Linked DNA regions of Homo sapiens: region 1 is linked to region 2. A link is a contact called in ENCODE Hi-C or POLR2A ChIA-PET data. All regions are on one chromosome and are shown on one strand. Each heading gives the region's core, a stretch centred on a gene start or an enhancer-like site at or near the end of the contact. The rest is flanking DNA. Distances are from core to core; before and after follow the strand shown. Region 1 holds the start of LINC01985 (long intergenic non-protein coding RNA 1985). Region 2 has its middle 46 kb from the start of LINC01985.

What was found. A loop is a pair of places that touch in the nucleus more often than their neighbours do. ChIA-PET counts read pairs that join two places held with the same protein, here RNA polymerase II (POLR2A). Pooled maps may share reads with other maps.
Region 1: a map of gastrocnemius medialis shows a loop between it and region 2 (4-fold over the local background). The contact joins the promoter of LINC01985 here to the enhancer-like site in region 2. A Hi-C loop is called at or near these places in 6 of 168 maps with a recorded cell type or tissue (CD8-positive, alpha-beta T cell, GM12878, OCI-LY7 and 3 more), 17 of 37 single-sample maps with no recorded cell type and 14 of 50 pooled maps. POLR2A ChIA-PET finds 5 or more read pairs at or near these places in 5 of 52 experiments (A549, CD4-positive, alpha-beta T cell, GM12878 and 2 more).

What each region holds. Positions count from the first base shown.
Region 1 is chr3:30,516,117-30,521,065 of GRCh38, forward strand. It overlaps LINC01985 (long intergenic non-protein coding RNA 1985), which reads left to right and starts at 2,752. Exons shown (of 3, transcript NR_147054.1): 1 at 2,752-2,841.
Region 2 is chr3:30,469,838-30,475,226 of GRCh38, forward strand. No RefSeq gene overlaps it. Among named protein-coding and RNA genes, the nearest start is that of LINC01985, 46 kb to the right of the region's middle. Within about 2 kb of position 3,679, at least 6 of the 41 ENCODE cell types and tissues checked have a DNase peak (open chromatin) inside an H3K27ac peak, as active enhancers do.

The DNA of each region.
Region 1 (4,949 bases), core at 1,502-4,001, 45 kb after region 2:
ATCCTACCAATTCTTTTTATCTGGTATAACCCTGAATGATATATCCAATGACTGAAGTTTTGCTTAAGGTTTTCCTGGCCTACAGTAACTGCATATTAACTCTAACTTTCTGGAAATAATGCTTAGAATCAGAACTTGACTTTATTGTCAACTATTATTGTTGTAAATAAAAGTGAGATATTAGTATTCAAAACTTGACAAGATACCATTGCTCCCTTTTCCTGCTTTTACCCACTTTATTTGTATTGGCTTGTGGATAAGAGGTCCCTGCCAAAATGTGTCAACTGGCATAGGAAGAGTAATTTATTTCAGCTAGCATATGTAACCTGACTCAGTAAAACGGTGCTGGTACTTGATAACCACATGTGCTGTCAAAATAGAGGTGCAGCTTAGAATCCTAGGATCCTGGAGAATTCAAGCTCCACCAAGCTCTCATCAGAATAACTTGAAATGTTATTTAAAATGGTGTTTCCTAGACCATCCGTCTCAGTTCTGCTACAGAAGACCCAGATTTTTACAGGCTTCCCACATGATACTTACAATGCTTTAGGAGTTCCCTAGTGGACCTGCAAAATGGTTCTGTCTTTACATTTTTAAAATTTTAGGATTCTGTAACATAGTGTATTTGAGAAATCTCTGTTATAGCTACAAGGACCCCAATATTTAGAATCCACTTAACTAGTCTGTGTTAGGTTGATTTAGTGACCCCAATTTTTTACTCCTCCCTATATCACACCCTTGCCATAGTAACTTCATAAATGAAGTATATTTTCACACTGCTTGGTACTAAATACTCATGAATGAGGCATATTTCCACACTCCTTGGCTTAGGGATTGGTCATGTGACTTGCCTTAGCCAATGGCAGGTTGTCCAAAATTGACCAGTGGACCCTCAATGTAAAACAAAGCCACCCCAGCCACCATGGCCTGAAACTGAGCCTCCCCAAACAACACACAGCTCTATGAGGACAAATAATTATTATTTTAAGTTCCTGAGTTTCAGAGGTGGTTTATTACATAGTGTTATTGCAGTGATCACTAAATGATACATAAACTAATTCCCTAACAGTATGGAGGAGGCAACTGAGGAACTAAGAAGCAAAGTGACTCCTACAGAGCCTTAATCCAAAGGAAAAACTCAAAATGGTAGGACTTTCATAGCAGGCCAGAAGAACACATTGATAAAGAGGTTTTCTTCTCCTTTTTTTGAGACGGAGTCTCACTCTGTCACCCAGGATGGAGTGTAGTGGTGCGATCTTGGCCTACTGCAACCTCTGCCTCCCAGGTTCAAGCGATTCTCCTGCCTCAGCCTCCTGAGTAGCTGGGATTACAGTCACGTGCCACCATAACTGGCTAATTTTTTTTGCATTTTTAGTACAGGCAGGGTTTCACTATGTTGGACAGGCTGGTCTCAAACTCCTGACCTCTGGTGATCCACCTGCCTGGGCCTTCCGAAGCGCTGGGATTACACGCATGGGCCACCACACCCAGCTGATAAAGAGGTTTTCAACATCCTTCCTTCCAACCACATGAAGTAGGCTAGCATCTTCAGATTGATACACCTTTGGAGTAGCAGCATCTTTCCCATCCACAAAACATCACCATGCTGCTCAGCCATGGAAACAGCTGAAGTTCAGTGGGACCACCTTATGGTCTGTAAGATGGGAGGTTGGTGTCCTTCCACCTCCTCCAATGACCTCAGTTCAGTTACTTTCAAACAACCATATACTAGCTGTTGAGTTAAAAACAAATACCACTAAGCCTTATTGCCTTGAGCATGGCATCTTTTATGCCAACCATTAAGATTTATATATCCAAATGCCTTTATTTAATACCTCAAGAAAACATCTTGCCTATTGGACAATTACCTACAGTAGTTAATTTTGATGGAAGGAAATTAGAGTAGAACTGTTTATTATAATCATGTCCAATTAGGACTCAGATTTGGAATTGCTCACTAAGACTCAAGAGTGTTTGAGCTGATTCATTGATTACAATGCTATGAAGAAATTACAAAAGGAATCTAAATGCCCTTGAGAACCTAAGGGACATTTGTTAATGCCAGTACATGTCACAGAGCCTGGAGCTTTATATTTCCACAGGGTTTCTTGGAAACCCTATTTTGCCAAATACCTTGAATTCACGCCCAAGCATTCTTCCTGTTCACAGCCACATGGTGGACCCAGTGCTGAAGGGAGATTAACACTGCAGTTTTCTTGCACAAGGCTCAGACTACACAATACTAAAAAATAAAAAGATAAACATGATTCTAGGCACATTCCGTGCCTCATCTCCATGGCCCAGTTCCTGTTATCCATAAGTAGTTTTAAAATAGTCCACGTTGTTCAGTCCTGCAAAATCAACAGCACTGGAAAGTTGGCAGGTATACTTGTTTAAACAAAGCTCCCAAGTTTTCTGCTGGCAGGTGTTTCCAGAGTTCTTGGAGCACAATTCTTTGGATAGGATATTTGCCAATATACATAGCAACAGGAAAGAAAAAGTGTTTTCCTTTACCACATTGGAGACACTGAAATGCCTTAGATGCAAAGCTGGATATTCAGTTCAGAGGGTTTTTTTGGCTGCAGGTCAAGAATAAATAATAATGAGATCCAGCATCTCTCTGCTCAGAACTCTGATGGGCTTCAGAGTGGAATGAGATCACTTATCAAATTGGCAACAGGTCCTCTCTGGCCATCTCCGTATAGTTTGACCCAATGAGTTTGGTTCTCCCTTCTTTGTCAATTCCCCTGTCTCCTGAATGTCTCATTCTCAAACTAATTTTGCTTGAAATTGTGGCTGGAGATGGTATGTTTGAAACTTAATATGATGAACATAGAACAGGTAAGACATTATTCTTCCCCCATTCATTCCTAGTCATTGATTTTAGTTACATTTTTAAGTCCAGCTTTCCAAAACTGAAACATGGGACTGCTTTAAAAGCACATGACTAATTTCATAATCTGTTCCTTTGCAGTTGGATTGGTTCATAGTTGCTTCCCTCAGATTCATTCTCTGAGCCATTCAATTAAGATCAGCCTTGGTGCTGGAACCCCACAAGAGAGAAGTAATACCTTGTCTCTTACCCTGAACTGCAAAAAACTAAATAGAAGATTAAAAAAATAATAATAAGCAAAGCAAGACTAAAGTCTGAGGAGGGGAAACACAAGCAAAGTAGGGAAAGGTCTGGGGGAGAAGTTTTTAAAACTTAAAGGAAGTCAAAATGTTTCTGGCTTAGAAGGTACTTAATGGTCATTAAATTGTAACTCAGTGAAAATTAAGAGTTTTAAGTTCCGCCTACAAAAATGTAGAATACCAGGCAATACTAAAAGTTACTGTAAGTCTTTTTTTTTAGTTACGTGCTAATGGAAAATGTGTATTGAATTTAAGTTCTTTCGTTTTTGTATTAACTGGCCTCATCTTGGGGTTCAATTAATGCCTCTGTCTGTATGATAACTTTCCTTCATTTCCCTCATAGTGTCTTGTCTTTAGTATTTTGAGAACTTTCTTATAAGTTTCCAAGCAAAGATACTCTTATAGATGTTCTGGGTTCCGAATGGGCCATTTCAGTAGAGTCTAGATGTAGCTGAGGGCCTTCTCTCAGAAAATTCATCTGTTTTGGGAAAAAAAAAAAAAAAAAAAAAAAGCCTGGGTGCAGTGGCTCACTCCTGTAATCCCAACACTTTGGGAGGCCGAGGCGGGCAGATCACTTGAGGTCAGGAGTTCAAGACCAGCCTGGCCAACATGGTGAAACCCCATCTCTACTAAAAATACAAAAAGTAGCCGGGCATGGTGGCACACAACTGTAGTCCTAGCTACTTGAAAGGCTGAGGCGGGAGAATCATTTGAACCTGGAAGGTAGAGGTTGCAATGAGCCGAGATCACTCCACTGCAATCCAGCCCGGGCAATAGAGCAAGACTGTCAGAAAAACAAAAACAAAACAAAAAAACAACTAGCCATTCAATTGACAGAGAGAAAACTAATTTTTTTCTTCAGTTTAACTGTAGAACCGTGGCTACAAAAAGAAATCACATTGGTCAGATTCTGAGTTTTTTACTTCAGGAAGACATCTGAGGAAATAACAGTGATTAATAATATAAAACTTGATCAGATAGACCTGAGTTTACATTCCTGCTTTTTACCTACTTGCAGGGTGTTTTAAAAAATAAGGCTGTCAGTTCAATAATGGTGTTGCCTCTCCTAGCTGTGATAATTCGATTCATTTATTAAAATCTCTGGGCTTTGGTTCCTCAGTGATAAAACAGTCAAGATGAGTAGATGTGATTGGAAGAATTAAATGAAGTAGTATAGTCAAGAGCAGACCCCATAAAGGCGATTTGATTAGAATGGCCACAAATATTTGACTGCAACTTTAAGATCACCATACTTTTTAACTTTTATGTGTTTTCTTTCATGAGTACTAAATATCTATTGTAGGGAAATTAGAAAATACAGAGAAGTAAAAATAATGAGAATTACTTAATCACTTATAGAATCACTTGCCAGAAATAATTATTGAGAATTCGATTAAATCCTATCAGACTTAATCATAAAAAATCAAAATGACATCAGATTGTCCCTGAAATGTTTAATTTTCACCTTTTAGAGTATCTGCCTGATCTCTTTTATGAAAGTGAGTGAAGAAAGTCATAAGAAATTGATTTCTAGGAGGTAAACCAGGAGAAAGAATCCTGAGAAGATTTGGGAGGAAATGAACTTACTGTTTGTTTGTTTTCACAAAGGAAGAAATGTTGCGAATTCCAGGCAGAATATTGTTTTCTGCCAGATCCTTTCCGGAAAAGGCAATAGTGCTAAGGCAGGGTTTCTCTCAGAAAAATAGCAAGCCCTGAAGGATTTCTATTGGGTAGGTTTCACTAAAAATGAGGAATCAATATTGTTTTTATTGTCAGCTCCCAGTGACTGAATTGGAAAGGACTGAGAAAGCAATAAC
Region 2 (5,389 bases), core at 2,429-4,928:
GTAAATAAATGTCACTGGTATTCTCTTCTGACCTGGAGAGAATAGCAATGACATTTATTTATTTAAATACCAATAACATTTATTTATTTAAATTGGTAAGGATACAAACCATTTGTTGTATTATTTTACAAAAAATAAATCAGAATTGTCACAATTTTATTTAAGATCTGATTCCTCTAACTCTGTCCCCACCCAACCTCTCTCTCACATTATTCCCCATAAAGAAGAATTTCCACCCTTAAATCTCCTACCAATGAGACTTCACACCCTTGCTGTTGGGAACACATATTGTACCCTGGTTATCATCTCATGTCTTTGTACTTGCTTGTCCCCAGCACGGGGTAGTCCTGGCCCAAATCTTCACATTGTTGGCTCTTCTATAGCATTCTATTATCCTGTTTAATTTTCTTTACAGCATATGAAATTTTCTTATTTCATCATTTGTTCACTTATTTGTGTTAGAAAAACTGCATGAGAGAAGGTACATCAATATATGTCCAGCCCAGAGGAGTGATTGGTAAATATATGATAAATGAATGTCCTCAGAACAAGAAAATAAAATTTTTTTTCTACCTTTTTTTTTTCAGTTCAAGATTATAGCTCAGTGGCTAAAGAAGAAAAACTCCAGTGTTTTCCCACCTATAAATTAGCTTATGAGGTAATCGGAAAAAGACAAGACTTAAGAATAAAATAATAAAGACTACAAGGCAAAGATTTCTAATACCTAAAAAGAGGAACAAAGAATATATGTTGATGAAGAAATTCATCTATAGACATATCAGGTTGAACTCGAGTAGGAGAAATTCTCATTTTCAAGGAAGGTCACAGAAGTGGAAAACACTTACTTTGAACTACTAATCCTGGAATTTCAGGCAAAATGCAATACAATTTAAGTTATTGAGTCAGAGAGAAATGGGCAGAAGGAATGGAATTCTCTTAAGAAAAAGAATTTAGTGCTGGGATTGTTCTTACAGTAGAAAATGCTGTGCATGTTTGCAAATCAGGAAATGAATGAGAATTCAGTTTTTCAGAACCTTCCTTACAAGGGGTTCTTACATGAGAAATTCCTAATGTTATTTTTAATAAGTGGTTATAATATAATAATGGTAATAACAATGATGAGTAATTACAATAGCAACTGTTCAATTTTTATGTAAAAGTATTTTAAAAGAGAGAAACTTAGATGAGTTTTTTTCCAACCCACTACAGATTAAATAGATCTTATCTCAGTTGAAAAAAATCACTTTAGAAAAAATGTCATCAACTTTTGCATCTCTTTGGCAGATAAACTCTACAATTCCCTTTATAACCTCACACATCTGTCCATGAGGGGTGTACACACAGTTGGACCTTTTCCACACTTTCTGATTTGGGAAATGTCTAGAGAAGTTCCTTTGCATGCTCAGGAATGCACTGACTGAAGAAACAGCACACTTACTGCTGGCAAGACTCTGAAATAATGGGTATCGTGGCATGGTTTGGGAAAGTTGCTTGCCATGGAATGTGTGGTTCAGGCAAATCGTTTATCATAACTTGCAACCCCTGTTCACCTTCCAACTGTCCCTTAATCAGACCTGTTTGTCCAGAATAGTGGTAAAGTGGTGGTTTGGAACCAGACAGTCCTAGTCTCAAATAAGACACACTGCATTTCAGAATATCAGTCTGTCTATGTGTGGAGTGAGGAAAATAGTCCATCAAGGTTATAATACATATAAATCTTCTTGTTCATAGTTGATTTTCAATAAATATTACCCATTGTCATAAACTTCTAATGGAAACAGTACAAGAATGAAATCATAGTTCTCTTATCCATTTCCTTTGGGTGACCGTTTATGTTTTCTCTAATAAATTGCCAGAAAATCCCATTTTTAAAAAATGACAGACGGTCTGTTCTTTTGTAAATCACTGGTTATGAAGACTGAGTCAATTGGCTGCCTTACTCTTCTCTCCTCATTGTCCCAGAAAAGAGATGCCTATGTTTTCAGCCCCAGTGGATTCCCAAATCTCAGGCCCCCAACCCCCAAAAATAAAACAAAGACAAAGACATGAAATGTATAACCAAGAATGTTTAGAAATCCTTCTTTCAAAATCATTGCTAATGACTTGATAATTACTCCAAGGGTTTGTCAAGCATGCATCACATGTGTTCACATTTGGGAACTGATTATTTCAAAATCATCTTATTTTGCTTTAGTGTTTCAGCTCCTTCAGATGTCTGCTGAAGATTTACTGAAGAAATACAAATTGGTGGCATGTTGATTAGTCAATTATGTTACATACTAGCCATTCATATGAAGAGTGTGAAGGAAGAGTGTGGCAGGAAGATTTCCTCAAACAATACTCAGAAATGTGGAAGGTTTAATATAGTGATACTAAGGCCACAGTTCACTGTATCTTTGAATAGCACTCCTTAAAATACAATGCTCTCTCACATGTCATTCATGATTCCACTAGTGCTAATAATTACACTGTGATGGAGTTATTATCAGCACTGTCTTAAAGGTCAATAACTGAGCCACCAGAAATCTCATATGCATGTTATCTAATGAGTGGCAGATCCTGCACTTAAACTCATGTAAAGTTAAAACATGCATACTCACTAAGAACCAGGGGCTTTTCATATGATATTTATTCCTCAAGGCAACCATACAAGAAGGGTGACATTTTCTTAGATTTTGGAAAACTAAGACACTTGCCCTCAATATATATCTCTTGTCTGAAAGTACTTAGGTAAAAGGAGCATTCGGCGAACGGATGGATAACAAGGTATCTCACCTAATCAAATAAAGAGTGAAAAAGTTAAATATATCAAATATAGGAGTGGAGTTGAGCCCCATGAAGAGCTGAGTATAGGAACTTGAATAATGCCAAGATGTTCTCTGGCTCATTTCCACATCTTATTCTGATAACTTCATTTTCTCTCAGTGAGGTTAGGCTTTCTCCATGTGGTGGGTGTCAGTATCCCTAAGTCTCCTATGCCTCAGCTTCACCACTAAAAATGAGAACCTTTATTTTTTTCCCCTCAGATCCTTTAGTAAAAATCTAGGCGAATAACCTATTTGCTCAATTTGGTATAGGTGCCTAATAATGGACAAATTAATTGTGATCAGTGGGACAGGGCCATCTGGGAACATAGTGAGTTACTCTATCTATGACCACATCATTGGAGTGGGTAAAGGAAGGGGTGTTCTATTCTGAGAAGAATGGGAAAACTCTAGGTAGGTAAAACAACAAATATCTGTCTCAAGACTGTAATGTATCAGCCTGATCTTCTGCCTTATGGATCATAAGCCTCTTGAATCACAATTCCCATATTTATCAAAGGTGGATGAAGCCTGTTATTTAAAGAAAGTAAAGGTAAGGGGGAAAGGGGAAGGGGAGCAAGAGAGCTGGGTCATGTTACATGTACGGCCATCTATATGTTTACAACAATTTATTTTATGGAAGAGGAAACTGAGGCTCAGAAAAGTAACTTGTACAGAATTATAGAGCTATTAAGTGACAGAAGCAAGATCTGAACCCAAGTTGACTGTCTCCAGAGCCCATATCCATAACCACTAGCCCCAAAAACCTCTCAACAAAAATGGAGAACAAGAAACCACTAGACAGAACAGGGAAGAGAAGCTGTTTTTTCAAGGCCATCCAGAGACTGATGTGCAATGGCCAAGCAACAGGGATTATAGAGGGCTCTGCTCTTGGCCAACTGTGTGATCTTGCACAAGTGCTTGACCTCCCTTAGCCTGTTTCCTCATTATCAAGAAAACAGATGGGACAGGCTCAAACATTCCTAGAGTCTGTTATGCCATACAGTCAACTGCATCAAAAACCCCAGGGAGGTGGCTTCGATTCCTATTCTTTTTCTAAAACATAGTCCTTCTAGGTGAACTGGAGACTATGTGCTGAGATTCTTCCCAGGTTTGCCTCCCCAGCTGCATGTGGCACACACGAGGCATGGTTAGATGATCTATTTTCTATGTATGTTTGTAGCCAGTTGTTCAGCTCCACTGTGATAAAATCATGAATCATTGTTACTGGATCTCAGTGAAGCAAATATGATGAGGCAGGAAAAATTTCTCAGAACACATACCCCAGAGAGACTACAAATGAACCATTGCGTTATTGTCTTTTTTCAAATCATGAGATCATTCTGATTCTTTCACACTTTTTCATGACACACACTCTTTCATTCCCCAACTTATACACACCCCAAGTTCGGTCCTTGTCTTCCTACCCAAACTCTTAACTCAGGACAAACTTTGACTCAAATGCAGACCCTAATGTGTGATACCTAGCCCATCTAGCCAGTAAGGTGAGGGCCAGAGCTGGCTACAAAAAGACAATCTTAATGAATCCTCTGCTGAATAGGAAATGTGCTCTGTTTGTGAAGCTAATTAACTGAATTCATTTAATTGAAAGATGGTGCGAGAATTCTGTTTTCTTTCAGAAAAGGCTGAAGGAATTGAAGAGAAAAATCCTCACCCAATAGCATGCCCCTGACTATATGTCACTGGGAAGTCACAGCAAATGCTCTGAAGGTACTGAATATATGTTTCCAATTGCTTTTTAGCTTTGTAATTACAAGGATCTAAAAAACCTTGATTTGACTTTTTAATAACTTATGGTGAAACCCCATTGCCAGCACAAGCAAAGCAATTTCCACTATGCCTGTGGGACAGAATAGATCATGAAAGAGTAGTAGGATGGGAAAGTGGTTTATTTCCTCTCTTCTCCAGTATTCTATTTTGTCACTCATTTTCATTTCCTATTTTTAAATGCTAGCTAGTGAGCATCCAATTCTGTGTGCAGGGATTGTTTTCTGATTTCAAAGCCCTACAAGGCCAAACTCAAACAGGAACGGGGACTTATTTCAGCTAAGCTCTGGAGAGCATGGAAATGCAAGAGATTTTTGTTTTCCTCATTGCATGTGTATTATTTATCATTCTCTGCTATTTCAGTGAATTTTAAGGACAAGGTAATGTGTTGATTCTGTCTTTCACCATTACTCAAATACCATTCAGGGGTGTTAATTTTGTTTCTTTTTTAATTATCTTTGTGTAGGGTTTGTTTTTGCTGCTGTTGTTTCTTGTTTGCTTGCTTATTTGTTTGTTTGTTTTTCTAATTTAATCCTCCCGAAGTTTTTTTTTTAAATGATAGCTCAAGTTTGTTTGTATTCACCTAAAAATAATCTAGAGCCCTTCAATAACTTCTTGGTCTACTACTGACAGTTTACTTCAAGAGGCAGCATATACAATGAACTTTCAGTCCTGACACCCAAAACACTCATAGCTAATAATGAAACCCATGAGGTCTGCAGGGAGAGAAAAGCTATTGGGTTTGTTCCCAGTTTTTCTCACTCAGAGTTGTCCCACTTTCCTATGTTGGGGCTCTC